Regions from separate parts of the Mus musculus genome. Here regions 1, 3, 4, 5, 6 and 7 are each linked to region 2. The links are chromatin loops, found by intact Hi-C in ENCODE. Cell type or tissue: heart. All regions are shown on one strand.

The links. A loop is a pair of places that touch in the nucleus more often than their neighbours do. Peaks named below come from ENCODE experiments on the same cell type or tissue, not always from the same donor. Only the 100,000 strongest peaks of a DNase experiment are listed, where the experiment ranks them.
Region 1: a loop joins it to region 2, with 1.9 times the contacts of the local background. A loop is called at or near these places in 4 of 42 quality-filtered maps.
Region 3: it touches region 2 in a loop (2.3-fold over the local background); 7 of 42 quality-filtered maps call a loop at or near these places.
Region 4: a loop joins it to region 2, with 2.5 times the contacts of the local background. A loop is called at or near these places in 4 of 42 quality-filtered maps.
Region 5: it touches region 2 in a loop (2.0-fold over the local background); 9 of 42 quality-filtered maps call a loop at or near these places.
Region 6: it touches region 2 in a loop (1.9-fold over the local background); 2 of 42 quality-filtered maps call a loop at or near these places.
Region 7: a loop joins it to region 2, with 1.8 times the contacts of the local background. A loop is called at or near these places in 3 of 42 quality-filtered maps.

The regions. Positions count from the first base shown.
Region 1 is chr13:44,407,897-44,411,896 of GRCm38, reverse strand. No RefSeq gene overlaps it. Among named protein-coding and RNA genes, the nearest start is that of Gm33958, 9.7 kb to the right of the region's middle. In heart, no CTCF peak of the experiment used is centred here; a DNase peak (open chromatin) is centred at 2,296; H3K27ac peaks cover 1,486 bases.
Region 2 is chr13:44,303,638-44,307,637 of GRCm38, reverse strand. No RefSeq gene overlaps it. Among named protein-coding and RNA genes, the nearest start is that of Gm29676, 46 kb to the right of the region's middle. In heart, a CTCF peak has its summit at 2,329 (motif pointing left); DNase peaks (open chromatin) are centred at 87, 1,147, 1,797 and 2,327.
Region 3 is chr13:43,862,454-43,866,453 of GRCm38, reverse strand. It overlaps Gm33195 (a long non-coding RNA gene), which reads right to left and starts at 3,240. Exons shown (of 3, transcript XR_873323.2): 1 at 3,127-3,240; 2 at 415-632; 3 at 1-146. In heart, CTCF peaks have their summits at 1,491 and 1,697 (motif pointing left); DNase peaks (open chromatin) are centred at 1,153, 1,743 and 2,553; H3K4me3 peaks cover 1,620 bases; H3K27ac peaks cover 3,111 bases.
Region 4 is chr13:44,059,580-44,063,579 of GRCm38, reverse strand. No RefSeq gene overlaps it. Among named protein-coding and RNA genes, the nearest start is that of Gm33489, 16 kb to the right of the region's middle. In heart, a CTCF peak has its summit at 2,182; a DNase peak (open chromatin) is centred at 1,489; H3K27ac peaks cover 3,106 bases.
Region 5 is chr13:44,234,229-44,238,228 of GRCm38, reverse strand. No RefSeq gene overlaps it. Among named protein-coding and RNA genes, the nearest start is that of A330076C08Rik, 20 kb to the right of the region's middle. In heart, no CTCF peak of the experiment used is centred here; a DNase peak (open chromatin) is centred at 2,088; H3K27ac peaks cover 557 bases.
Region 6 is chr13:44,361,325-44,365,324 of GRCm38, reverse strand. It overlaps Gm33958 (a long non-coding RNA gene), which reads left to right. Exons shown (of 4, transcript XR_873330.1): 4 at 1,248-1,306. Among named protein-coding and RNA genes, the nearest start is that of Gm33958, 37 kb to the left of the region's middle. In heart, no CTCF peak of the experiment used is centred here; a DNase peak (open chromatin) is centred at 2,454; H3K27ac peaks cover 2,079 bases.
Region 7 is chr13:44,353,834-44,357,833 of GRCm38, reverse strand. No RefSeq gene overlaps it. Among named protein-coding and RNA genes, the nearest start is that of Gm33958, 44 kb to the left of the region's middle. In heart, no CTCF peak of the experiment used is centred here; DNase peaks (open chromatin) are centred at 1,963 and 3,823; H3K27ac peaks cover 1,214 bases.

The sequences.
Region 1 (4,000 bases), 100 kb before region 2:
AGGACCAGGGGACATTTTAAGGGAGGAAAGGCAGACCTGTAGAAAGGGGTGGGAATCAAGGCTCTGAGAAGGAAAAGGCATGGAAGCAAAGTGCCTCAAGGTTCTCATGGACCTACACAGCATCAGGGGCTGGAAAGCCACCTGTACTTCTGGGACCCATCAGCAACAGGACTGTTCTGTAACTGTTGGGTTGTGGGGGGGTGGGGGGGGAGGAGGAGACATGAACAAACAGGTAATCACTCCAGATAGGGTACTGGCAACAGCCCAAAGAACAGATTCTACTCACGTCCCGCTTTGAAGTTTACTGGAGTTTCTTAAAGGCGACATGATTAGCTGTACCACCAAAAAGCTCACTCTAGCCTGGATGCTCTCTATAGCATTAAGGAAAAGTGCAACTCTGGGATTCTCTGTACAACTTGCAGGCAGTTCCCTCGAAGAGCCTCCTCTCTGTAATGATTGTCATGCTGTGTCAGTAACCTTATAGGGAAGGGCCTTAGGAGTCTTTTACCTTTCTGAACTTTCAGAGTCTCCTGAGCTTCCCTCCTCTCCAAGAGGCTATGTTTCGAGCTGGAGAAACTAACTGCACAAGAAGACAGATGGGATCTTAGCAGAGGGAGAAGCTAGGTTGTAGAAGATAGGAGGCTAGAGGGGAGCTTTGAAATTCAGGTGTAGGGAAGGGTAGATGGGGTGAATGGGGCCCAGGGACTCCAGTGCGCATGAATGTCATCACCAGGCTTTCTACCTCATAGGAATAAGAAGATAATAGAGGTGCTCACAGGCGTGACTGACACTCCAGGTGTGGCCATGGCCTTAAGGAGCCAACACAGCCTCCTGGCAGCACGATTCTGGGAGGGCAATGGCCAAGGGGGAGGTTCCAACTCACTTCTTTGCATTCTCAGCAACCATTTTGTAAGAGTCTTCAAGCAACTGCTTATTTCATAAGGGCAGACGTTGAAATGGGATTGGTTCCCTTTGGCCACTGGGCTCTAGGGTTCTATCACCCATTCTGTTCTGAGTGCTACTGAGATTCCAAGTGACTCTATGGGTGGTACAGCCACTCCACAGCCTCTGAGCCCAAGGGATTGCACAGTATCTGCCACCTCCCTGCATTCTTTCTTAGTTCTATGGGAGCCTTTTACCCACAAGGTCTCATGGGCACTTAAAGGAATTGCTTTTTTTCATAATGTATCATGTCTTTCCCCCTCCCCTAACTAGCTCACAGCTTCTCTCTCCCTCCCTCCCTTCTCTCCTTCTTACTCTCTCTCTCAACAAAATTAAAACAAAGGGCGTGGCGGGGGGGGGGGCAAAAAGACAGAACAAAAGAAAGCAAGAAGCTCCCCCTGCCACCCCCAAACCAACAACATGGAGTCTGTTTTGTGTTGGCCAACTGCTTCCTGGGCATAGAGCCTGTCTGAGTGTGGTTGATAAACCCAGGGCCACTCCACTGTAGCAAGCAGATTTCCCCTCTCCCAGGAGTTCTCAGTTACAAAGAGCTTCTCAGTTAGAGGTGGGACCCTGTGTCCACTTCTGCTCTCAGGGCGGCCATTTTGTCTGATTTGAACACGTGCAGGTTTTGGGTCTTCTGCCACAGTCTCTGTGAGTTCCTATTGGTCCTGTTGCGTCTGGCAGACACTGTTTCTTTAGAGTCTTCCTCTACCTTTGGCTCTTAAAATCTTTCTGTTCCTCTTCCGCGTTGATCCCCGAGCGTGGAGGGAAAGGGTTTGATAGAGCATACCATGTAGGACTGGGTGCTCCAAAGTCTCTCATCCTCTGCGCCTTGTCCAGTGGTGGATCTCTCTGTTAAGTCCCATTTACCACGAGAAGACGTTTCTTTGGTGATGGCTGAGTGATTCACAAATGTACCTCAAGCGTGCGTATATACAACCAAGGTGACATTGGCTGCCGGCAAAAGCCAAGCCCTAGATACAGTAAATGGTTTTTAAAAGCAACAGAAAGGACAGTGAATGTGAACACCTACAGGCAGTGCACAAAGTGAGTATGGGTGTGACCACCTCTAGGGACCCTAGCTCAAGAGAAATTGAGCACCAGACCCTGGGGTTTGTCTGAGGGTGAGGGGGGAGAAGACAATAGAAGATGGGAGCTCCAGATTAGCACAGACTCCTATCTTCAACGCCTGCTCCTTCCCGAGCACAGCTGTCCTCTTGCTTCAGAGACTCCGGCAGAACACGCCTGCTCCTTAGGCCCTTGTTAAATACTCTGTCACATGGAGAAATTCTCCTGCAGGCAGGTGAGTCAGAGTTCACAGCTGCTAGATGGGAACTCTCTGTTCTGGTCTGGACAGGAAGCATATGCCAAACCTGAGCAAAGTCCTCTTGAAATCTCCCCTGGGAGCCGCCTGGCAGTGGCTCTCTAGCCCGGAGCTTGGCCCGGGAGGAGCAGGAGTCTGTCTTGTTTGCATTTCTACAGGCACAAACTGATTGCTAAATTGAGCGGTGGGCGCTGGACCCGGGGTTGTTAATTTCCAAAGAGAGCTGAGAACTCTGGTGAGGTTTTGAAGGGCTCTTTGGAGCAAAGTACACCTGTGTGTCCATGGGGACTTAATCCCTGAGGTTTGGGGTTAGCCAAAAGCTGAGGTTGATGGGATTTCACATTCCTGAGAGGCAGTAACTCCGAAGTTTATATATAGTTTCCCAACCACACGGTTCCAGGAATCCAGTGGGTGCCTGGTTAGAAACCTGAGCTGTTAGACTTGGGACTTTTTTTTTTTAAATCTTAACCACTGTGCTAGATCCTTTGATAATTCCAGATGAGTGAACTCCACCAGGGACAACCTTGAATGCTCTCAGGAAGGGCCTGTTTGGCTTTGTGTGTGTGTGTGTGTGTGTGTGTGTGTGTGCGCGCGCGTGCAATATCCTAGGAATCCACAGGTTGAGATAAATAGGACCATGAATGATAAGACACACAAGGTTAGTCATTAGTGTTACCCAAGCCTCAACCTTCTATCTGCTTGGTGACCTTGAGTTAATCCTTTCACTCACTGGGAATGTGAGTTGATATCAGCACAGAGGCTGCCAGAGGTCACTTCGGGGAAGAAAGCTCTGAACTACTCCTAAGGAAAAGGAAGATAAAGGATGCACTGGGAGAACTTCTGGGATGGCATAATCGGTCCATTAGTCTCATCGGGAGCGCAGAGACCACCCAGGAGCTCCAGTCTCAGAGCGTACAGTCTTACATGAGAATTCCAGACTTCAGAACCCACAAGCTCTCCTACCTAAGCGCTGTCAATGGACTTTCAACTTGAATTATCTTGGTGTGGGCTGTGGGAGATAAAGCTATGTTAGGTCTGGACCAGTTCTAAGCTGGAGAGGGGGCTTGAAAGTAGTTCTGTCCACTGAATTACCTCATATTCAGGCTGCATTTGAATGGAACATTTGCATATCTACACTGCTTTCCCCTAGTGCAAGATCTCTCCAGACTTTCAAAAGGTACTGACTTCCCCAGCCAACTAGAACCCTTTCTTTGTCCTTGGCTAGAAAAGGCCAGTTATTAAGAAACCCAAATGGTTTCTCATTTTTTGTTTTGATGTGTTCTGTTTAATAACAGTTGGGTCTGACCTATTATATTCTTTTTGTGTCCATTGCCTCTTTCTCATATTTTTGTTTATTTATTTATTTATCTTTGAGGCAACCTTAGGTATCAACTGCTGTTGATCATACTCAATATGGATGCAGAAAGGTAGAATGCTGCATAACGTCCATGGTGGTCTGCAGCGGAACAAGAAAGGCTGCTTTGAGAGCAGGTTTCTAGGTGTTTCTGTCTCCCCTGCTCTCTAGGAAAATTCTTTGTTTGGTCTTTGCTCCAGTCAGAATCACAAGCAAAAAATGGAGCCAGGCAGATCCTGTGTTATGTCTGATTCTGAGCAACGATGGTTATTTTTCAAAGGAAAATAATCCTGAGGCATGAACTGTGTCGTTTTCTGAAGTTCTGGCGCCACAGTCTATGTCATCTCCTTGCTTCCCTCAAACAATGCTAATTACCC
Region 2 (4,000 bases):
GCACACTTGATGGTCATTCCCCAGGAGTGGTTCACAGTCTTTCTCTGGCTTGTTACTTACCCGGTAAGGTAGGCTGTCTGGCTGGTCAGCTCCAGGAACTTTCCTGTTTCCACCTCCTTAGCTTTGGGATCACACATGCCTGGCAGCTCCCTCACCCCAAAGATGGGTTCTAGGAATCGAACTCGAGTACTTGTGCTTGTAAGGAAAGCACTATACTGAAGCGTCTCTCCAGACCATTGCAGAAGATGCTAGAACAAAAGAGAGGGCATTCTATCCTGCAGGGGCTTCTTCCCTAGTGGGAACGCATTCTCCGTCTTTCCCCGACGGCCTGTTTTTGTAGCAGGATCCTTCCGAATGGCTTGGCGTCTATCATCAGACTTTCAAGACTCCCAACTCTGTCACAGTTCTCTTTGGGCTGTGTTTAGGTTCAGAGGATAACAGAAGGGTGTTGGAGGGGACCCAGCTTCAGTTAACCCTGAGGTTGAGAGACCAAGCAAGGTTAGGGATCTGGTTTGTCCTGGTTATTGTCAGGGATGGAGGCGAGAGGAAGGAAAGGACCTGAGCGTTGTGATAATCACGTCTGATGTATCTTTACCCAGACCAGTGATAGCTTTAGCATCACTGAAAATCTCCAATGGCGAGTTCTAAAACACACAGCCCAAACACTTGAAGAACTTAAATTGTTCCTCCTCAATTCTCTGGGCCCATCTCCAGAGGCATCGACTCAGCCAGGCTGAGAACAGCTGTTCTAGAAGGTTCTCTCAGCCTCCAGGAACAGCTGTTTGGAATGGAGTCTTTAGACAGTGAGGGTTTTGGTACTGTGAAAGTATTGCATGCTTGTGTGGGAAAAGGTTGTCAGAGGAGCCAAGTGAACAGTTTTGATCCCTAAACAACGCGGCCACAGAGAGTCTTGGTTCAAAGGTCCTTCGGCCTGACCTGCAGAGAGGCTTGGATTCCACACTCCCGGGTCAGAAGGAGGCGTTCTGGCTGCCCCCGAGGACAGCCAGCTCGCAGCAGGTTCACTGGCTTCTCTACCTCCCGGGCTGTGTGGTTTGGTTTCCTGAACTGACCTATCTAAGCAGGCGGCTGACTCAGTTCTTGGCCCAGGAATACAGGAGAGCCTTACATAACCATGTAGCTGAGCTCTTGGAAGGAAAGTCCATGCCATGTGAGGAGTGAGAGGCCAGCTCTCAATGGCGGAGGGGACTTGGTTCCCAGGCTAGCTTGGAGGGAGTGGCATCAGAGCTCCAGGCCCAGAGCTGTCACAGGGCAGTGTTTATTTTTGAGTCATCTGCAGCATACATGTGACTAACAACCTCGTGTCCTAAAAGTTCATCTCCTGGCGAGGTTTCCGTTGCTCTCTTGGGCTTGCCTGAAGACTCAGTTCGGGTATTTTAAAGGATTTGCTGATGGAATGGGGGGGAAAAAAAAGGAATGAAATAAAAGAGGAAGACGTGACTACTTCTAGACTACGGAGATTTTTATTGTAGATATAAGGGAGAAAGCAGGCAGAGCGAAGGGTCCAGGGTGAACATGGTTGGCCTACTAAAACGGACCAGGAGAGGAGAGGAGAGGAGAGGAGAGGAGAGGAGAGGAGAGGAGAGGAGAGGAGAGGAGAGGAGAGGAGAGGAGAGGAGAGGAGAGAGCAAGAGAGGCAACTCAGACTGTGAGATAGGGGTAGCCAAAATGGCCAAGTTATATAGAGACCTAAAGCTGGGGGGAAGGGAAGCCCAGCCCCTGGAAGAGAAAGGTTTATGGTAGGGAGTGAGGTGAGAAGTGCTGGGAGGAGCCACATGTACTGAGGAATGCTGGGAGGAGACACGAGTACTGAGGGATGCTGGGAGAGCTGGGAGGAGCCCTAGGTACTGAGGGATGCTGGGAAAGCTGGGCGGAGCCACAGGTATTGAGTGAGACTTGTCCTTGGTTTGATACCTAACACTGATAATGTCTTCTTAGAATGTATTTGTAGCTTTCCTTCCTCCGTCCATCCCTCTCTCCTCCCTCCCTTCTACCAACTTCCCTTTTTTCCTTCTGTGATGCTTGCTGTCTGGATCTCTAGTGTATGGCAGGCACTGGCATGAGAGTTTTCCCTCCATGACTGCACACCTTCCTCACACAAGCCAAGTCATTTTGACAAAAAGACTATTTGACTTACTGTTCCAGAGGAGATACAGGCCATTATAGTGGGGAAGACTTGGTGGGAGGAACTTGGGGAAGCAGAGGGAGAACAGGAGGAAGTGGGGCTGTGCTACCGAACCTCAAGGCCCACCCCTGATGATGCAGGGCTCCATCTTCGGAAGATCTCACAACAGCGCCACCAGCTGGAGACCAACGTTCAAACACACAAGCCTATGAAGAGCGGTTCACATTCAAGTCAGAGCAGTGGGTGACTGGGATCTGAAATTTAAGTCCACAGTCTTCTGACACCAGATGTCATTCCTAGCCATTTCACCTGGGGAGCGGTGTGGACACAGTTCTGGTGACCTCATCTAATCCTCTCTCTATGGTTGGGTGGGTCTCTATACATTATTCTGATCTACACTATTGTGTATCTAGTTCCTCAGCAATTAGAGCTTTTCCTGGTCACTCTGTGCTTCTCCACCACATTTTCTTGATCAGGCTAAAGTGTGGGAGTGACTCTGGAATCTTCCTCCTCCTCCTCCTCCTCCTCCTCCTCCTCCTCCTCCTCCTCCTCTTCCTCCTCCTCCTCCTTGTCACAGCCTACACTCCAGCTATCAGTAGGATTCCTATAATACAGATACCCAACCTTTTGCTCACAGCTGTCAAGACTGAGTCAGCCTTCGTTGGATTCTTGTGTAAAAATCTTCCGGGGCCTTCTTGACTCATTCTGTTAGTGTCAGTGATAAAGTTACTGCCTCTCGACTCCAAACTATGCTTCTTTTATGCTGCTGGAGCTCAGCTACTGAACCCCTGAAAGCCCCATCTCTGCTTTGTTCTCGGACTCTAACAAAGTTGGGCCCAACAGAAAGGCTGCCAGAGGGAGGAGAAAGCAGGGTCGTGATTCTTCCTGGGTTGCTTTCTGTGACTTCCTGTTGGCCTGCAGGTCCTAGGAACAGCACCTCAGCCATTTCCCCATGGAGTTCTTTCCTTTATCAGAAGTTCAATTCTCTTTGCAAACTTCCCCTCACTGGAGAACTAGCCTCATAGCACTTCTTCAAGGACAACTCTCTTGTTGTCTCAGAGGTCTGGGCTCCAACCCAGCGTCTAACTTTGATAATCTAGTACCATCTTCCTGTTTTCCCACCTCTAAGGATGGAGACAGTTTCCCTCCATGGTTATTTCAAAGGCATCTTGATTTCTTTTTCTAGCCTTTCACTTACCAGGATGTCGACTTTATATTGAGGTTCTTTGTGTGTGTGTATGTGTGTGTATGTTCTGTTTTGTTGTTTTGTTTTTTCATTAAATTAGTGTGGTGGTTTGAATATGCTTGGCCCAAGGAGCGGCACTATTAAGAGGTGAAGTCTTGTTGGAGTAGGTGTGGCCTTGTTGGAGGAAGTGTGTCACTGTGGGGGTGGGCTTTGAGACCCTCCTCCTAGCTGCCTGAGGAGTCAGTCTTCTGTTTGCCTTCGGAACAAGATGTAGAACCCTCAGCTCCTCCAGTGCCCTACCTTCCTGAATGCTTCCGGCCATGATGATAATGGACTGAACCTCAGAACTAGTGAGCCAGCCCCAATTAAATGTCCTTTGTAAGAGCTGCCTTGTTCATGGTGTCTCTTCACAGTAATGAAACCCTAAGACAATTAGCATTGTTGAAATAACTGGTGTGTCTCTGTCTCCAAATGGGGACTAGATATGTCAAGTCCAGGTCAACGTTCTCACTTATGATTTGGCGTCTGCTTCTCTTGGAAAAGCCCCCCCCCTCCCTCCCTTCCACATGATCTTCTACCCTTCTTGGCTATTTGGCAAACATAACAATCCTTCTCTTGCTCAGAGCGTTCAATATTTCTGCCTCCTCCAAACACTGCTTCACAATTCTGTA
Region 3 (4,000 bases), 440 kb after region 2:
CAACATTCAGACCACAGTAGGTCTAGTAGGTTCAACTGTGCCTGAGTGGTGATATACCTGGAATATGGCAATGCATCCATGCTGGCTCACTCCTGGGGGAATAATCTTGTGGGGTTTTCAATTCTCTCCCCATTGCTGGACATCTCCTAAAAATGGTTCCGTGGCATAGCCAACCTATTCTACTAGGAGGCCACTCACTCTGATGAAGGGAGTGTTAGTACATCTAGTAACCCAAGGGAGGTTAGTACATCTGTGTTTTGCTAACTCTTGGAAACAGAGACTGTTTAGCAGCCCTTCCACCCCTCTCCCTCCTCACCCCTCTCCCTCCCCACCCTTCCCCACTCCTGACTTCACTTTCACCACAACAGGTAGCTGACTCTGTGTTTCCATGGTTCCCCCAAATCCAGGACACACCTGTAAATCTCTCCAGGTGATTCTTTGATATTCACCTATGTAGACTCTGTTCTGTTTCCTGCTGGTCTCTCCTAGGTCCTGAGTCCGGAAAGGACATCCTCCAAGCAAAATCCAAGAGATAGTCTACACCTCTCCTCGGAGCACAGGTGGGAGAGTGTAGACCTAGCAAGCCCAGCAAAAATTCCAGACTCAGTTACACCAGGCTTCTTTCGGGAGTCCTGTTAGATGCAAATGAATGTCAGGTTAAAACAGACAAAAGATACCTGGAGATCACCTGAGTGCGACTCAAAGGCTCTGCCCAAGTGACAGATCTTCTCCTGCCCTGTGGAAGCCCAGGTGTGTTTCCCCTCCCATCTCCACATTTAGCAGTGCAGCTCCATCACCACTAATGCTGCCGTCTGTCTGCCTCGCTCAGACTCAGTTCTTTCAAGACGTCGCCAGAACTAGAGACAATCCTCAGAACACCTGTTTTAAGGTAAAAAACGCAGAGGGGGCAGGTTTGTGCCTACGGAAGAGGGGAGCTTAGACAACAGGAAGGAGGCATATGATTCCCGCACAGGACAAGGAGAGGAAAAACAAAACAAAACAAAACAAAACACCAAAAAACGAAGAGCGGCGGGTGGTGGGGGAGGGGGGTAGGCAGGCAGTAAGCCTTGAGGACTCTTAGGCCTCGCAATAAATGAGGACGCCTGGCGCCTGCGGCGGGGTCAAATGGGGTCAGACAAGCTTATCCCTGCGCCTGGGAATTGAGGGCATCCCGAGGACAGCTGTAGAACAAGAGTCTCCTGCGCCCTCCCCTTCTAGGCAGGTCAGGAACCATGGAGGCAGGAGCTCTCTCAAGGTAGTGTCAGCGGCATATATCTCTGAAATGGAAGCGACGTCGGGCTCTGTTCAGAATCCCGACGAGAGACAAAGAGTAGCTGTCAGTGTTGTTCGCCTCCACGAGAATCGATGCTTGCTGTAGGTCCCTAAAGCCCAAACCAAACCAAACACTCCTGGAAATATCAACAGACTTTGCATCTGTGACAGGCTCCCCCAAACTGTTTCTCCGAGCTCTTAACAACAAATGCATGCCTTTGCAAATCGCCCCCAAAGCCACCCAGGACATCGGCGGCTACCCCACCCCCACCCGATCCCTTGCCTCCAGGCCGCCCGGGAGGGCTCACGGCCTGGGCGCATCTGCTGGAAAGACTGGAAAACTTTTGCCAGACCAAGGCTGGTCCGGTGCTTCCAGGGGCGTGTAGCCACGCAGCACGGCACTGCCACCTTGTGGCCGGCGGCGGCATCGCTGACGACAGCCAGCAGCAGCCAGCGCAGGACTGGAGCCTGAGGCTGGGCAGCAGCGCACGTCCGCAGGAAAGCACTAGGCTAGCAGGGGCAGGGGCGGAGCGCGCTGGCGCCGGTCACGTGGGTTAGCAACAGGCAGCAGCCAATGACCGCGCTAGTCAGGTGGCGCGTGCGCTCGGAGACTCCGGGAAGGCGTGGAAGGCTCTGCCTCTGCAGAGCAGGCTGCCTGGGGGAGTGGCGGGTCGTTGTGGTTGGAGTTCCGACCTCGCTGTAGAGCTGGCGAACCAGATCTTTAGCAGAGACCTCTATGGGGGACAGCGAGTGAATGAAGAGATGGCAGAAGGGACATGCCCTTGTCCCCCTGCTTCAACCACTTGTTGCTTTTGCTAAAAGCCTTAGTCTGTCACCTAGATGCTCGTACAGGATTAAACAGAGTAAGGATGCTCCTGGTTGTCAGTGGCTCAGTGCCCTAGAACTTCTTGCTACAAATGGTATCAAGATCTTAAGGAGCCTAAAGGATTGGTCAGCGGAGGACAAAGCAGAGAAAGCCAGGAATTGGGTCACAGAGGGGGAAAAAAAGTCAATTTAGTTGGTTTTAATTTTCCCCATTGGAAAAGCCGCATTCAAAAGTACAAAGAATGACTTTTGTGGTAATCCCACCATGTTGACATAAACCAGCCCACCCTTGAACACTGAGCTGACCACACTACAAAATGTTAGGTGGGGGAATCAGAATGGGCTCTGACAAGTCCAGTCTCCAAGGGTTTTTGGGGCCGAGCACATTGTTTCTTGTGAATGGCCTCTCTCCCTCTCTCCCGTCTGGTTGTGGTTCCCCTTGCACACTGCCCCTCTGTAACAAATCCAGGATTGCCCCCAGGTGGCATCTAACCCACCCTGTATTTCGGGGCACTTTGAAGGACTATAAGCTGTTTCACCATTGTAGGATGCTGTTACAGAGGCAAAAATGGCTCCGCCTCCAGAATCTAGCCATCCTTAACATCCCCCTCCAAGTTATTCTTTGACAGCCTGCACCCACTGCTAACTACTCAACTGAAGGGGTAACTTTCTAGCCTCTTGTCTTTTATCGTTTTTTTTTCTCTTGAAGGTCATTCGGGGTCAGATTGACCCCAAAGGTGGTGGAAATGACCTGTCCGCTAAGAACAGGAAGAAGTTTGGGGGAATCTTCCAAGACAGCTTCCTTGAGAGTAGCCATGCCTTTCATCCACAGATCTCACTCTGTCCCAACTTCACCTGAGCCAGAGAGAGTCCTCAGAACACCAGATTTAAAGTAAAAAATACGACATCTCAAGCTTGTGACCATGGGAGAGGGAACTTAGGTAACTGGAAGTGGCCATAACACACACACACACACACACGCACACACACACACACACACGACAAGGGAAAGGGGCAGAGGTAGCTAACCTTGAGGACTCTCCTAGGCCTTGCACTCCAATGAGGACTCCTGGTGCCTTCAGCATAACCAAATGGGGTCAGACATGCTTATCTGACCATGTGTTTTCTTCTTTTATGTATATATTAACACCTGAGTTTAACCATTACTTTATACAACAGGCCTCGTAGACCCACTAAGTCCTGGCTAATAATTATATTTCTGCAAGTTCCTGGCTGGTATATATGTTTACATTTTGAGTCCATGAATATGTATTTAGTTCTAAGTAGCAGATCCCACAGAGCCACATAGGTACTAGAGAATACCATTGCATGGAGAGAGAACTGGCAAGTGAGGTAGATTCCTGAAATAAGTGAGCAGAGATCACCCTGCCGCCACAGCCAGGCGCCAAACCTTCTCCCCTCCACTGGTTGATGAGTCTGCATCTGCTTCCTCCAGCTCCGGACCCCAGTCTTCAGTTCTTCTTGGGGTTCTTTTGATCACGGAACAACTGTCCCTGTGTTTAACAGTTATAAACACAGTGAGACTTATGGGCCAGGGAATCACAAAGGAGACAGAGCCGCGCCTGGCTCCAGCCTTGGCTCTTGCATTTGACAAAAATCCCTAACACTCAGCACATTCTGACAGTCTGAACTTGGTTTTCTTCAGCTCCAGGATAGGATGGAGTTTCTTACTTGGCAACTGCACAGGGTTGGGACTCAAGGTCCCAGCTTTCTCATTTACAAATTGAGGGATATGAACTTTTTGGGTTTTTTTTTTTTCTGTAGCTGATTCCCTTAAAAGAAAAAGGCAGTGTAAAAGCCCAGCAGATGAAGCCACAGGTTGGCTGTAATGGGCCCTGAGTTCTCCAATGCTCACTTTTACCGGTTAAAAGGTCCCAGGGAA
Region 4 (4,000 bases), 240 kb after region 2:
CTTACAGTCACCCAGACATCGAAGGTCGGTGGTAGAACAGGGACTGTCTAGCAGCTCAGCACATTCCATTTCTGCCCCACCCCCACCCCCAGAGTCCTTTGCCTCTGCGGTGAATCTCTCTGTGCTGCATTGTATATTTGCCAAGCGGATGAAACATTTGCGAATAGTGGCATTTTCACAGTGCCTAGTATAAGCAGGATGGCTCCTCTTCCATGGTGATTAGAACTGGCTTTCCTCGGGTGCGTGCAAGAAGACAGGTTGTACGATTCTTAGCTGAGGATAAAAAGCTTGAATGGAAAGGTCTATAGATAGTAATCTTTTGACCTTGAGGGAGATAGAAAAAAACCCCACACATATATGCTAGTTTGTACACAGAAAGCAAACCGCTGTGGCATTTACATGAGGAGAAAACTTGGTTGCCTGCTCACAGGTAAACGGAGAACAGGATTGTTAACGACAGAAGTTAACATGGTTTTTTTTTCTAAAGTGAAAAGTATTGTATGTAATTAGATTAAAAAGAGATATCTGGGAAGAAAGGGTGACTGGAATCACAGTGGAGTGGACAAAGGCACATTTTGATTTGATTGGCTTGTTATTAGAGGTATCTCTGGGGTTGTCCTCTTGCTCCACAGCTTGGCAGGATGTTGCTGCAGAAAGTTGTGTGTGGCCGTCGTCTGGACTAACTGAGTGACAGTAGTAAGCAATGGGCAATGGTGCTCACAGGTTCCTGCAGAGAGTGTGTGGAAGCCTTTCGAAGAGCAACCAGCCAAGTGTCATCTCTGAGGACAGTCATGTTGTTTAAATCAAGTCTGGCAAGTGCAGTTTTGAAATGGAAATCACCACTACCGATACCCTACAGTGTGGAGTCCCATCCTTTGTCAATGGGAGGCTCCAGGCTCAGGCTATTGTAGGCTTGTGTCCTCAGTCTCCATGAATGGACAGGCAGACACTCTGAGCAGCAGCGAGGTGATGATTGTGTGTTAGCCAGACAAGGGAAAGAGATGTGCCAGATGTTTTCTGCACCGTGGGATGCTGAATAGGCTACCCATTCTCTCTTCTTTCTTCCCGTGCAGCTAAAATAGAATGGGGAAAGTCAGACAAACCCTAAGAAATAGGAACAAGCAGTGGGCTCCAAGGAACTGCTTAGGAAGGTGTGCAGTGAGGTTGCCTTCGCCCTCATCCAGCAGCTGGGGCTTTGTGTTTGGAAACAAGGCAGACGGACGGATGGACGCAGCCTTCTCTCTCAGCCTCCTGATTTCTCCCTCCATGCCCTCCAGCATAAATTAAGTGCAGAAGTAAATGAACAGCTCCACGTTGCCACTTTGTGTTGTGACTGGGATCTCGGGCTGAGACCAGAAAACTCCTAGCAGCCTGAGATGAGAACAGAGAGGAACTTGTCAGGCAGCCTCAAGGAAGGAAGCGGACCCAAGAGTAAATAGTTTGGTCCTTGGCTAAAAGCCACAAATATCCCCCGTTCTGTCAGCAGTTCTGTTCAGTGGCCAGGGATGCCCTCGGGAGGTTGATCTCAGCATCTCTCTCCCCCTAAATGAATACTGCCTGGACCTGAGGACACAGCAAACTGAGAAGAGGTGACCAGCTCACCCTCTACCTCATGTCCCACTGTAGTTCCTGACATCCAAACCCTTAGACTAACAGGGACACACTCCTGTTCTCTGGGAACTCTGCCTACTCCCTCAAGCTGCCACCATAAATCTGTGATCCAGATCTTTTCTAATTCGTGCCCCTGTGGTCTATGAATTTCGCTCTTTTCAGATTTGCAAGGTGAGAATCAGAAGACCAGTGACTTGGAAGATTTTTTTTTTTTTTTTTTTTTTTTTTTTTTTTTTTTTTTTTTTTTTTTTTTTGTGCTCAGTGGATCCATTGCATTCTCCCAGCGAAGGATTGCGTTGGCCCTGATGAACTTTTCCAAGGTTGGGTGCAATCTATTGAGATCTTGATTTAATCCTTTGTGCTGAAGATTCTAGCAAGATAGGCACCTAAGAGACATCCTTGCAAAAGTGGCTCTTTAAGTCATGGGGAGGGGGGAGAAGGGTAAGGCTGACTATTGGTTTAGTGAGACTTGCTCATTAGACCTTGACTAGCTTCCTCTATCAGTGTACCCACCCAAGATCTGCAAGTCGTCTTCCAGGTCTTGCAGGGAAAGAATTGTTGCTATTCCTCAGATCTCCAGATGGTGCCCTATACAAACCACAAGTTAATAACGGAAAAACAAACAGAAGTTTATTAACATGTGCATTGTGCTAAGACATGGAAATACCCAGAGATAAGTAACCCTCCCCCCACAAGTCAATGACAAGAACATAGACAGTTTTAAACCGAGTCAAGGCAGCTGTAGGAAGGTGAATGGGACAAGCAGGTGAAGAGAGTTGTTCAGGAAGGTACGTCATGTGGATTCCTCCCTTTTCTGGTGTGGGAGAGACTTCTCAAATGGAAATTTCCTTTATAAATGAATTCCTTCACGAAGGAAAACACACATCCTGTTCTTAGGGCCTTTCTTGTGTCTGCTGATTCTCTTTGACCTCTGGCTCAAAATACCTACACACCTAAGAGGCAACCGGGAAGAGGACTTATTCTCGAACTTCTCAGGCTCCTCCTGGCACCGCTTCCACATGCCATCTTACAGCTCACTCGGCAGCTTCTCTGCAAGAGATCGTTTGATGCTGGTCTAACAAAAAACCCAAGGCTGGGTGCTATAAAAAGGAAAGTGGTTTACTCAGCTCATGGCTCTTGAGATTCAATAACATGTTGCCAGGCTCTTCTTGCCTCTGGTGAGAGCCTCACATGGCAAATGGTACCATGGTGGCAGAAATATGTAGAACAGTTACCATATACTGTGATAAGAAATGAGGGCAACTCAGGATGGGACAGAGGGTCATGCTTACCCTGTTCATAACAATCAGGGACCCATAAGCACTATATTAACCCCTTCCAAAGGCACCATCCACAATGAGCTAAGTTTCTTTCCTTCTTTCCTTCTTTCCTTCTTTCTTTCTTTCTTTCTTTCTTTCTTTCTTTCTTTCTTTCTTTCTTTCTTTCTTTCCTTCCTTCCTTCCTTCCTTCTTTCTTTCTTTCAGATTTATTTATTTATTTATCTTATGTATATGAGCGCATAACAGAAGAGGGCGTCAGATCACATTGCAGATGGTTGTGAGCCACCATCTTGTTGCTGGGAATTGAACTCAGGACCTTTGGAAGAACAGTCAGTGCTCTTAACCACTGAGCCATCTCTCCAGCCCCACGACCTAAGTTTCTTATACTAAGCCCCACCTCTTAAAGGTCTCACCACCTCTTAATATTGTTGCATGCAAGCATCCAGCATGAACCCTTAGGAAACAAACCAAACCCACAGCATAACATATGCCCTACACCAAGAAAAAATTCATGGCTCTACCTTGACTGACAATACAAAGTCCCACCCATTCCTCTGACCCAAAGCCCTGTGCAGTCATCAGTCAGTCAGTCACCCGGGTACACTGCCAAGGACAAGTAGACAAAAAAAAAAAAAAAAAAAACCTTTACCTTATATCTTCCACTTGTCTCTTCCTGGTTTTCCTCTATTTTAGACACATTTCTGTTAACTGTCACAAAGTATGTTTGTCAAAAGATTTACATATTGACTTGATGAAACTGCCATGCCCAGTTGTTTGTTTAAGACCTGTGTAGATACTGTTCTGCAGATACTGTTTTGAGTGTGATTAGCATTTAATATCAGTAGGATTGGAGTGAAGCAGTTTACCCTTCCAAACGTGGGTGGGCTTGGAACGCTGAGCAATGACAACGAATGATGATTAGCAAGTCTTTTCTTCTCACCGAGACCAAATACCAGACAAGAGGAGACACTAGGAAGTCGAGGGTGTCTTTAAAGGGCTGTAGTCCATATCTGCAGGAAGAGCACGGAAGCCACAGTAGAAGACAGCTGATCACACTGTGTCTGAGGCCAGGAAGCAAAGAGAGATAAATGCTCTCACCCAGCATGCTC
Region 5 (4,000 bases), 69 kb after region 2:
CCATCAGTATTCATTTCCCAGTTAAGCCAATTCTGTGACACATGAACAAAAAGATGACTCTGATTGGAACCGGCACTTGGGCTATAGGTTTCTTGAGTGACAGGTCTTCCCAGGTTCTCATAGCATCAATCATGGGGTATAATTGATGATCTAGATGTTGTAGTCTCTGACTCACTTGACTGGGAACTTCCGGAGAGTAAGACTTATGCCTTCTCATTCATTTCCTGTGACAGACACCAAGGCAATGTCCCTTTCCACAAACAACACTCAGCACAAGGTGGGGTGATGGAGTAATGTTTGAACCCATGTCCTCCAAAGGTTCCTCCAAAGACTCTTGTGTCAGAGGCTTGGGCACCAGCCTGTGTGGCTGTGTGGAAGTGGAGGAACCTGTGAGGAGTGGGGAGGAAGGGAGGCCACTGGGATTCTTAAAGGAGATCTGGGACCTCAGACTCTGTCCCCAATGCTTCCTGGCTGTCAGGAGGTAAACAGCTTCCTCCCATATGAGTGCCTACCCTGATGTGCTGTGTTGTCACCAGCCCCAGAGCAATGGAACAACCAACCGTTGTGGAAACCTCGGGCTGTGCGCTAAAGTAAACCTTTCTTCTTTATAAGTTGATTGCTTGGGTATTTTGTCACAGTGTCAGAAGACTGTAATACAGCGAGCAGTTAATCGTCCTACAGTACATTGATCCAACCCTGACTTAGGGGTGAGCTGCAGTCCTGGAAGAGAATGTGGCATGTTGAACAGTGGCTTCCTAGGAGCAATATCTACATCATAACTCCCCAAATTTCTGAACATGCAACCTCATGCATGAAAAGAAGCCCGGCAGAAGTAATCGATTTAAAGATTTCACAGTATAAGATCTGGATTATGTAGGTGGGTCCTAAACCCAACAACAGACGTCCCTGAAGATACAGGTGAGCATACAGAGAAGAAAAGATCTTGGCAGAGCAGTACATCCCAACCTCCCTAACACTGTGACCTTTGAATACAGTTTCTCTTGTCGTGGTGACCCCAACTGTAAAATTATTTTTGTTACTACTTCATCACTATAATTTCACTATTGTTAAAAATTGCGTAATATAGATATCTGTGTTTTCTGATGGACTAAGGTGACCCCTCTGAAAGGTTGTTCAACCCCCAAAGGGGTCTCTACCTAGATGTTGAGAACCTCTGGATTAAAGCGATGCAGACACAAGCCCAGGAAGGCCAGGAGCCACCTGATGTCAGGTAAGACAAGGAAGGACTGTCCTCTAGAGCCTCCAGAGGAAATGTGGCCCTGCTCACACCTCGACTTCAGACTTGAGGATATTGGAACTTGAAGAATCCAAATTTCTACTGTTTTAAGTCCCCAAGTTTATGTTAATGAGTTACAGCAGCCATAGGAGATAAACATAGGACATGCCTTCAAGAAATCCATGAAAGCTGCGCATGCTGGCTTGCTTGCGTCTCTAATCTTAGCACTCTGGAGTCAGAGGCAGGTAGATCTCCATGAGTTCAAGGCTAGCCTGTCTACATAGTGAGTTCTGGGCCAGTCCCAGGGCTGTATCCTGAGGCTTTATCTCAGTCAACCAACCAACCAAATCCATGAAAACCAACCACAGAATTTGCCTCCGGACATCTAAGAGCCTAGCTGAAGGAACTCTGTTGACAGAGCCCACTCAGGGACAGGGACTGGACTGTTGAGAAGGGATGGCTCTTAGGCTGCAGTGTCGGGAGCAGTGAGCACTTACAGTTCTGCACAGCTGTGTGATTTAGATCTGAAGCACACGCTGTCATATGCATGTGAATAGACTAGTGATACCCCAAGGCTTTGCACTTGGGGAGAGAGGAGCACTTCCAAGAGGGACTTGGGTACCCAGAGGACTGTCCTTTCACGAGACAGGCCTTCGAGAACCCATCCTTTGTCATTTCCAAGGGTTAAAAGAAAAAGGCTTTCTCCTCCCAAGCCAGGAATAGTCAGCAAGTGGATGGGCCCAGCTGCTTCTGGAATGTTCTGTGCTGCTGCCCCAGCCTGGGATCCCTCTGTCTCTTGGGAACTCAGTCCATGCATGGATGGCAGGTCGTCACAGGGAGGGTTATAGGGAAAAGCATGCCAGGAAGATAGGGCACAGCAGCCTGCCAAAGCACTGTGTTACATCCAAATGCTTGATCAGCACTCTAATATCAGGGTTGGACCTGAGTGGCTCAGTAGCCTGAAGGTCATTGGCTCTAGTTCCAGCAGGACACATGTGACCATGCCAGAGTCTACCAAGTAAGTCATATACTGAGCCACACAGAAACAGTATTTGCTATTACCCAGCCTATCTTCCTGCCATCATGGTGGACTGTCTCTGTTTTATCTTATCATGGTAGAATTTCTCTGTCTTGTATTTTTTAAGAGAAGACTTAGTGCCCCCAAAAGATGCAAGATGCAAACGTCCTAGGTTTTGTCTGTCCTTGCGAGACAAACACACACACACACACACACACACACACACACACTACACTACACTACACTACACTAGACATGAAGGTTGGGGGCTGATTGCCCCTCTCGTCTTTCAGTAAAAAAAGGAAAGAGGATGCTGATAATCAGGCTCAAAGAAAGAAGGTAGACTTGCTGATGAGCAGGATGTGATGAGCCCTCTGCAGGGTCAAGCCAGCCTGAGAGGAAGGTGACAGGAAGCCATCCTCTTCTCGTCACCAGCACTGTGTAGCCACCCCTGCAGCCAAGGACTTGCTTTACTGAGAAGCTGACAAGAAAGGGAGAGTGCCTATGGTCTCGCCTACTTAACTTTCATACGTTGAAGAGGGTGGATGGAGCTGAGCGAGTTTAATTTAATCATAACACTGACAGCTGGCTGAATGAAATGGAAGGTATTTATGTAGCTTAAAATCCTTGTATAGTGCTCACCCATCCTTTTTCTTTTTTCTTTTTTCTTTTTTTTCTGAGACAGCTTCAGTATATAGTCTGTGCAAGGCTGGAACTCGTGGTCCTCCTGCCTCCTTCTAGGTACTGTGATTGCGGGTGTGTCCTGCTGGAACTAGAGCCAATGACCTTCAGGCTACTGAGCCGCTCAGGTCCAACCCTGATATTAGAGTGCTGATCTCTTCCTCGCCCTGATCAAGCATTTGGATGTAACACAGTGCTTTGGCCCAGTGAGTCCCTCTACTCCGACACTGTGTGTCCATATTCATGCATGCCAATGCATGCACGTGCATGCGGAGGTCGGCGGTCATCAACAATGGGTGTCTTGCTCAGTCCCTCTTTATCCTAAGTTTGTGAATCAGGACTCAGTCAGTGAGGCTGGCTGGCCAGTGAGTCCCGGGGCCCTCCCATCTCTAGTGCAGGGTTACAGGGATGCATGGGCATCTCTAGCTTGTTGAATTCTGGAGGATTGAGTTCAGTCCCCATCCTCGTGTGGCCATCTCTCCAGTCCCACCATTCACTTCTTCAACACCCATTTATTGAATGACCACACTGCACCCTGCTGTAATTATGTCTCCAATTAAGTAGCCCTTTTCTGATATTCACATACTTGTATCACATTTTGTTGTACTACATAGATTGTATTTTGGGTAAGGGGGTGTTTGGGTTTGAATGTTAAAATGTCCCTCATAGGCTCTTGGGTTTGGACAGTTGGTTCCCTAGCTGTTGGCTCTGTTTTGCAAGGTCGTGGCACCTTTAGGAGCTGGTGTCTCCTCAGAGGAAGAGAGTCATGAGAACAGGCCTTGGGGTTTATAGTCTGGCCTGTCTGGTTTCTGCTTCCTGTTCTGTCAAGCTGAGAGGCGAAGAATCCCAGCTGCACATACCTGCCACACGGGGCCACCTGCTTTGTAGTCAAGGATGGCCCTGATCTATGTAAATCCTCCTGTCTCCACCTCCTGAGTGCTGGATTTACAGGAGTGTGCCACCCCACTCAAGATTGGTCTGTCGTTTCCACTATCAAGGAATAACCGCCATTTTCCATCCCTTTCATTAGATTGCTTGGGAATATCTGGCGTTGAAATAAGAAG
Region 6 (4,000 bases), 58 kb before region 2:
TACCATTATTCATGATGCTTTTGACCTTGGGAAAGCAAGACTGATCACCCAGTGTGGTTACATTTAAAATTTCCAGGCCATGTAACCACAGGGTACATTTAGAGATGCAGCTGTGTGCGGAAATTCTACCTCAGCAGGGACCTATCTCTCTGTTATCTGCCTTGCTGACCCTCTTCACAATGACTTTCAGCAAAACATTAGTGCTCTGTCAAGGCCAGCAATTTTGTGAGTCTGAATGTACCCAGACTTTGTGGATTTTGTTTTGTGTCTCTGTGTTTCAAAAACATTTCACATTGGTAACAAAAAGGCCTGTTGGTGGGAGCTTTCTAAAATACATCAGCGATGGAGACAGGCTTCACTAATGGCCTCTTGCTTTTGCTGATGAAAGTTAAGCTGACCTTTCACCCCCGTCAAAAAGGATGTTTATAAGAACCAGACATGACACACATGTCAGTAAAAGCTTGTCAGAGGATGCCAATCCAGATGGAAATACACATAACAGTATCTCCTTTGAAAGATGACGGTTAAAGCCTTTGTCCAGGCGGTGTTTCTATGGTGGGACTTTGAGAATGAGGGTGTTCTCTGTGTTGTGTGTACACAGCATATACATACACATGTTCCTGAGGCTTCTCCCCACCTCTTGCAATTAGAAGCTTAATTTCGCCATGTGCAGCACAAAGGAAGGAAGGAAGGAAGGAAGGAAGGAAGGAAGGAAGGGAGGGAGGGAGGGAGGGAGGGAGGGAGGGAGGGAGGGAGGGAAGAAGGGAGGGAGGGAAGAAGGGAAGGAGGGAAGGAAGGAAGGAAGGAAGGAAGGAAGGAAGGAAGGAAGGAAGGAAGGAAGGAGGGAAGGAGGGAGGGAGGGAAGGAGGGAAGGAGGGAGGGACAGAGGGAGGGAAGGAGGGAGGGAGGGAAGGAGGGAAGGAAGGAGGGAAGGAGGGAAGGAAGGAAGGAAGGAAGGAAGGAAGGAAGGAAGGAAGGAAGGAAATGAAGATCTGTTAGGCCTGGGTAAGGAGGGGTTATTTTTAGCTGTGAGGAAGGAAGAAGACTTAGTGAGGGGCAGGGGTCAAGTCTGGCAGCTTTGAGGGAGGAATGGAGTTAGATGGGGTTCACTCTTTGTCTTAGTCAGCTTGGGCAGAAGGACTTAAACAGCAGCCTTTCATGTTTTGGAGTTCTGGAGGGTAGTAGTCTAAGAATATAAGTACTTGCGTGTCATGCTTTGGTGGTGATCTCTTTTTTTTGCTTGGCAGATGGCTACTTTCTCACCACAGACTCCAGTGGGCTTTCCTGCCTATATATGCCCGGAGAGAGGGAGCCAGCTTCTGCCAGCAGCTGTAACAAAATGGCTTGCATCTGGTTATTTAAAAATGACAGAATTTCATTGCTCAGAATTCTAGAAGCCTGTAAGTCTATAGCCAAGGCGATAGCTGACTCACTATCTGGTCAGGGCTAACTCTACGTCAAAGATGGCATTGTCGATGCAAAAACACACCCATGACCTCAAAAGAAGTTAAGAAAGAGAATTTATTCTGAAGCTAAGTAGGAGTGACCATGGCCTGGCAACACAAGTTCAGACTGTCCTAAATTCAACGTTCCAACATGGTAACAATTTGATGGAATTTTTATTGTAACAGAATAAATAAAGTTATAAATCAATGTACTTTTCAAATGCGTTTGGTAGAGACATTAGGTAGGGGGTTAGAGCCAAGCAGGGACACCGGATAACATCTTTAGCCTTTGGGTGGTTTTGCGAATACATTCTAAGAAGTTCTACACTTTAATCACAAGGGTGCTAAGTCAGACACAGGTGGGCAAGGAATGGCCATTAAGGGGCTATCCATAGCCCAAGATAAGCTGTAACTAGGGCTTGTGGCAGAGCTCCTGAGGCCTGTGCTCCTGGCACCCAACACACCCTCAGCTTTATCACTCACCCACTCTGGCAGGATTAATATAAAATTTTACCATTATCTGCTCCTGGGTGTCCATTGTCAGCCCACATTGGATCCCATGAGTGAGAGGCCAGCTTTCACCAAACTGAAAGACAAAGCAGCCACAAGAAAGGCCTTCCTAGTAGCCCCACCCCACCCACATCAGGAGGTCCTGTTCAGCAGGCACAATGGACTCTGCAGCTCTAATGCCTCGTTTGCCTTAAGCAGACACAGGAATTTGCAAATTTTGAAACCAAATTCAATTAACACCCTCCCCTTTGAGGGTATTTCTTTTTTCTTTTCTTTTTTTTTTTCTTTTCTTTTTTGCCCTTCCAAAGTCGTTCACCCCATTTACTTGTGGCAGGTTCTCAGACACAGGCCATCCGGAGTACTGCCCTCACCCTGTGCTTCTTTCTCTGTAGTGAACTAAGAGGTGAAAGGAAGCCCTTTCCAGTCTGGATATTCACAGGAAAGGGCCGAGTTATCCTCCGGAACGCCAGAAGACCTGATCTGACCCCAAACTGTGCCGTGAGAGGAAACAGATGGGAAAAGAAAAGATGGACTTTCAAAAAGAAATCCTTTCTTATGTCAAGAGGATTCTGTAGAGAGCTGTCCCCCCCATCCCCACCCCCCAGTCCCAAGAATGAGGGGTTTCCAGGAAAGCCCTGTGCAGCTGACTAGCCAGCCCTAGCAAACTGGTAGAGTTGCAACAGACTGCATGATGGGGCGTATTACAGTCATCCATCGGTTTTGAAGACGTACTTGGAAATGGTGGTGAGCCAAGCCTTCCCTCTCACTGTTGCTTTCCCCTCCAGAGGTCTCGCTCCGTGTTCATAAACTATTTTAATTCTTCACGTTCACCAAACTTCTGATGAGGCGAAACAGCCAGGTCTTTACGACTGAGTCCTGGTTCCCATCAGCCTGCACCTGATGGGAGAGACAAGCATTCGCGGTTGCTTGTTTTTACAGCAGGGTAGAACTGGCTCAAATGTAAAGCAGATCGGACTGTCCTCAGACAGGGTCACAAGGCTGGATTCAGAGTCTAATAAAAATAGGGGTGAGGGAGTCTTTCAAAGGCCTGGGGAGCATATACATGAGTGAATGTATGTATACATGGGTGTGCTATTTTAATGTTGCTGTTGCAACAAGTGATGCGGTAACTTTAGAGATTTCCTGGGTTCCCTGTGTGTGTGTGTGTGTGTGTTCAATTCAAAAACTAAGCTTTTCTCCGCAGGACAGGAGGTGACTAGAGTTGAGAGTGAAAACTGCTTCCAGCCTGGGTGGCTGGGATCTTTGCCCTGAGAAGTGCAGTGACTGGTTGATAATCCAGTGACGCTCTTGTCGTGATGTGTACCCAGAGGCTGTAGACTGACGGAGGTGGTGGCTTGTGTGCAGGAGATGGTTCAGTTGGTACAGTGCTTGCTCCAGCAATGGCATAAAACAGCCAGGATGACACCATAAGCCTGTAATCCCAGAGATGGGGGAGGTGGGAACAGAAGAACTCCTGGGGTTCAGTAGCCAGCCAATCTGCTTAAGCCAGGGAGTTTCACATTTAGTGAGAGACCCTGTTTCAGAAAATAAGACGGAGAAGAATTGAGGAAGGTCCCTGATGCTGACCTTTGACCTCCATAGTCATACCAACACACACACACACACACACACACACACACACACAGAGACAGAAAGACACACACAGAGAGACAGAGACAGAGAGAGACAGAGACACAGAGACAGAAAGACACACAGAGAGAGGCAGAGACAGAGACACAGAGAGACAGGGAGACAGACGCACAGAGAGAGACAGAGGGACAAGAGAGACAGAGACACAGAGACACATACACTCAGAGACAGAGAGAGACACAGAGAAATAGAGATAGAAACACACACACACACAGACACACACACACACACACACACAGAGGTATAGAATTCAGATTCTTCATGATAGAAGTTTGGGCTTTTGTTTTGTCCCCTGTGCCACGGACTGTCAGTTACACACAGTTTTAAATATGAAAGGCAACTGCCAACTCTGCAGGTTAAGTAAAACCCTCGGAGGTAATAACATGCTGTATAAA
Region 7 (4,000 bases), 50 kb before region 2:
TCTTATGGGCATCCCCCCATCCTTCCACCTCTCTCTCTCTTTCTTCCTTCCTTCCTTTCTTTCTTTCTTTCTTTCTTTCTTTCTTTCTTTCTTTCTTTCTTTCTTTCATACTAGTGTTTCTACAGGTAACCCTGGCTATCCTGGAACTTGCTTGGTAGACCAGGCTAGCCTCAAACTTAAGAAAACAGCTGCTTCTGCCTATCAAGCACTGGGATTAAGGTTGTGTGCCACCACTGCCCAGCCCAAAAAACAAAACAAAACAAAACAAAAACAAAAAAAACAACAAAAAAAAAACCCATAACTACCTGTGCGTTCATTGCTCACAGTGTCATTAACACACTCATTCTTGTGTGGACCACGGACTCTGCAAAGCCTTATTCCTTTACAAGACTGTGTTCTTTATAAAAAAAAAAAAAAACTCGTGCAACTATATATGTATAAATATAGATGTGCACAAATATGTTTCTAAAGCATCTTGTTAAACTTTGGTTACACTTAACTTTGTGAAAAGGTCTTGAGCCCTCAGGGTAGCTCAGGAGGTAAAGTTGATTCCTGCCGAGCCTGATAGCCTCAATTCGACTCTGGAACGAACACGGTGGAAGGAAAGACCCGACTCTCACCAGCTGTCCTCTGACCTCCATAGCCACGCCTTGGCATGAATGTACTGCCCATGCCCGGCTCAGGCAAAATCAATCAATAAGCAAAAGAATCGAAGTGCGGCATGCTGTGTGCGATATCTTCTGGACTTTCCTTTTCTCACTTTATGATCTGTGGCCCAGATTCATTTACACTGCGGCATACATTCCTGCTAATTCTTGTTGCTGTTCATTGCAGGAATGCACTAGGAGTTACTCGTCTGGTCTCTTTCAGTTTTTTAGAGTTTGTTAGCCAGACACTCATACAACTCCTCACCTCTGTGCTTAGTGTCTTCGAGAGGCACGGTCCTCCTGACTCTCCCTCCTCCTCCTCCTCCTCCTCCTCCTCCTCCTCCTCCTCCTCCTCTTTCTCTTCCTCCTCCTCCTCTTTCTCTTCCTCCTCCTCCTCCCTCCTCCCTCACAACCTCATTGACCTTACTCCCTCCAGCTTCACTCCATCCCCAGAGGGTAGAAGATATCGAAGAGGGGTTCTGGTGAAGGCATTTAAATTCTTCCTCCTCCCTTTTCCTTCGACAACTTCAGAATTTCCCATGATTCCCGGGTAACTGTTCATCTACTCTTTGGCATATCTTATTTGATGCCGCAGAACAGGAAATCTGTTACCTCTTTGGTCCTTTTCTAGCTCCTTGAAGCTCATCTTTGCGGCCCTCGCCACAGTTACATCTTTCTCACACTGCATTCGCTCTCCTCTGTGACTCATGGCCTCTCCTCTGTGGGATTCTGGGCTCGGTACAGAACCTACTATTGTTCTTCTGAGTCTTCTGGGCCGTATCCCTCGGACCCAGGGAGCATGCTGCTTGGTGTGAAGAGGCTCAGAATAGATTTTCAAACAAATGAGACTCATCTGCAAGGAGCCCGAAGAGAAACAGAAAACCCAGGGAGGCCGTGGGACAAGGTCAAACACACCTCTTCCTTAAACTCTGTGGCAGGAATGGTCGAGCATTTCCTCTGACAGGCCGGCCAGTCAAGGGTTCAAACTTTCGTGGGCCACCTAACCAATAACCAGAGGTCTCAACTTCGCTGTTGTTTCCAGAGAGCAGCCCCAGATAACATGCAAATGAGTGTGCCTGGCCACATTCCAAGGCGACTTTATTTATAGGCACCAAAACTTGTATTTCATGTCGTTTTCGTGTGTGACACGGTGTGATTCGTATGTTATGAAATATGAGTCTTGATTTTTTTCCCCCAACCACTTAAAAATGTGAAAGCTGTTCTCAGCTCACGGACTGTAGAGAAAAAGCAGGTGGTGGAGTGAAACTGATCTGTGAGCTGCCCCTGGAAAACACTGCTCCAGCGTAGCCCTTGGCTGTGCTGCGACCTTGGATCCAAGTCAGCTCCGAATCACTATCCCTACCCAGACACCCCAGGCAGAGAGTAAGAAAAAGTCTAGAGTTACTGGCTTTAAAAAAAAAATCAAATTTGAAGAGAAGAATAACAGTGTACAAGTGATCTGACTGGGGGACTGGGAGAAGGGAGGGGACTCTGGTTAGGGAGTTGGGAGAAAGATGAACACAGAAGGAGGGAATGAGGGTAAAGAACCAGTAAGGATGCCTGAAGAGGTCATAAAGAACCGTACCATCAAACTGCTTTCCAACACAAAAGGAAACAAGACAAAATGAAGGAAAAAAAAAAAAACCTACAGGGCTACAGCGACAACAAAAACCTGCGATCCTTGGAAGTCTGTGTATAATACATGTGCATACATTTTAAATAAAGATTTCTCCTCTGGACTGACAATGTTCCCTTCAAGAACCGAAGGCCACCTAACGGAAACCCCTACACCAGGCGTGAGAAGCCCTCTTTCAAGCTGGTCTGTGCTATTCAAGAGTCTCCTACAAACATTCTGGGTTATTGCTATGGCCTGTGTGTGTGAGCATGTGTGTGTGAGTGTGTGTGCATGTGTATCTGTGTGTGAGTGTGTGTGTGTGAGTGAGCATGTGTGTGTGTGAGTGTGTGCATGTGTGTCTGTGTGTGTGTGAGTGTGTGCATGTGTGTCTGTGTGTGAGTGTGTGCATGTGTATCTGTGTGTGTGAGTGTGTGTGTGTGTGCACATATGATTGTCCCTTGCTCTCATCTGCTTCTCCTTCCTCTGTCCCTCTTCCCCACTTTTTCCTGATCACTTTCTTCCTCTCAAATAGTTGTCCTTCTGGGTGCGTGTGTTTTGGTCACACACACACACACACACACACACACACCCTTTAAAATACTACTTATGATGGAGAACAGGCAACGCTTGCTCTTTCTTCCCTCCCAGTTCCCCTCTTTCGTCCTACTCCTCCCTCTCCCTTTAGGTTTCTTTCTCTCCCCCTCATCATCTCTTTCCATGATTTATGCATGTTATGTTCACCTCTAAAGTCTGCATATGAGAGAGAACATGGGAGCCAAGGGCTCATTTTACTTAACATGACAATCGTCAGTTCTTCCAATTTTTCCTGCAAATGAAAATACATAATTCTTTTTTACATGTGAATAAAAATTTCATCATGTAAGATATTTTCTCCTCCTCCTCCTCCTTCTTAAGTCAACCTTTCCTGAAAAGTTGCTAAGTACTCCTCCTATTACAGCACGTTGTAAATAAAACTCAGATATTAAAAAAGTCCACCTCACGACATCCATACTATAAGAAGGAAATGTCACACACCCTGGTGATCTCTCCTTTCCAGGCTGATGTACTCAGCAGGAGGGAGAAACTGACTGACAACTGGGACTGCAGCTTCCTGACTCTTTCATACCCCAAGGTCCTAGCAGGGCTAGCCAGCATCACCTGCCTGGTCAGATTTTGCATAAAATGCAGACACAGGTTCACCAACATTATCAATAAACTGGAGAAGCAAAGCAAAACAAAGCAAATAAAAAGACTTCTGCTTTGGATATTTGTGACTATAAAGCCATGTTGACATACTTTTTAATCTGTCAGCAGACAAGCCCTGGAAGGTAGCCCACGCTCTTGGTGTGTTAACTTGTTCTTGTTCACTGAGATGGAAATATTAATTCAGCAGAAGGGCTGCGCCTCAGCACGGCGCATGAACTGAAACCTGAGAGTGGACACTAGTGTGTGCCGTTCCCGGCTGGAGAGAGGAGAGGGAGGCACATTGTTCTCTTGACCTGAGTTGTGGTGGAGAGCTTCCTTATGGGTGGAAACTTCGTAGCCTGTTTCCACACAGATGTTTGAGCATCTGGCTGCGAGCCTACCATGCCATCCAGTCACTTCCTGGTTTCTGTGTGCATGCTGATGCTCTTTAAAGCCCCGTGTGCCTCTGGGCAGAGACTGATGGCCACCGAACCGATTTCTGCATTGTGGGCAGCCTGTCTCCTTGTTCAGTTCTTCCAGAAGCTCCTTCCAG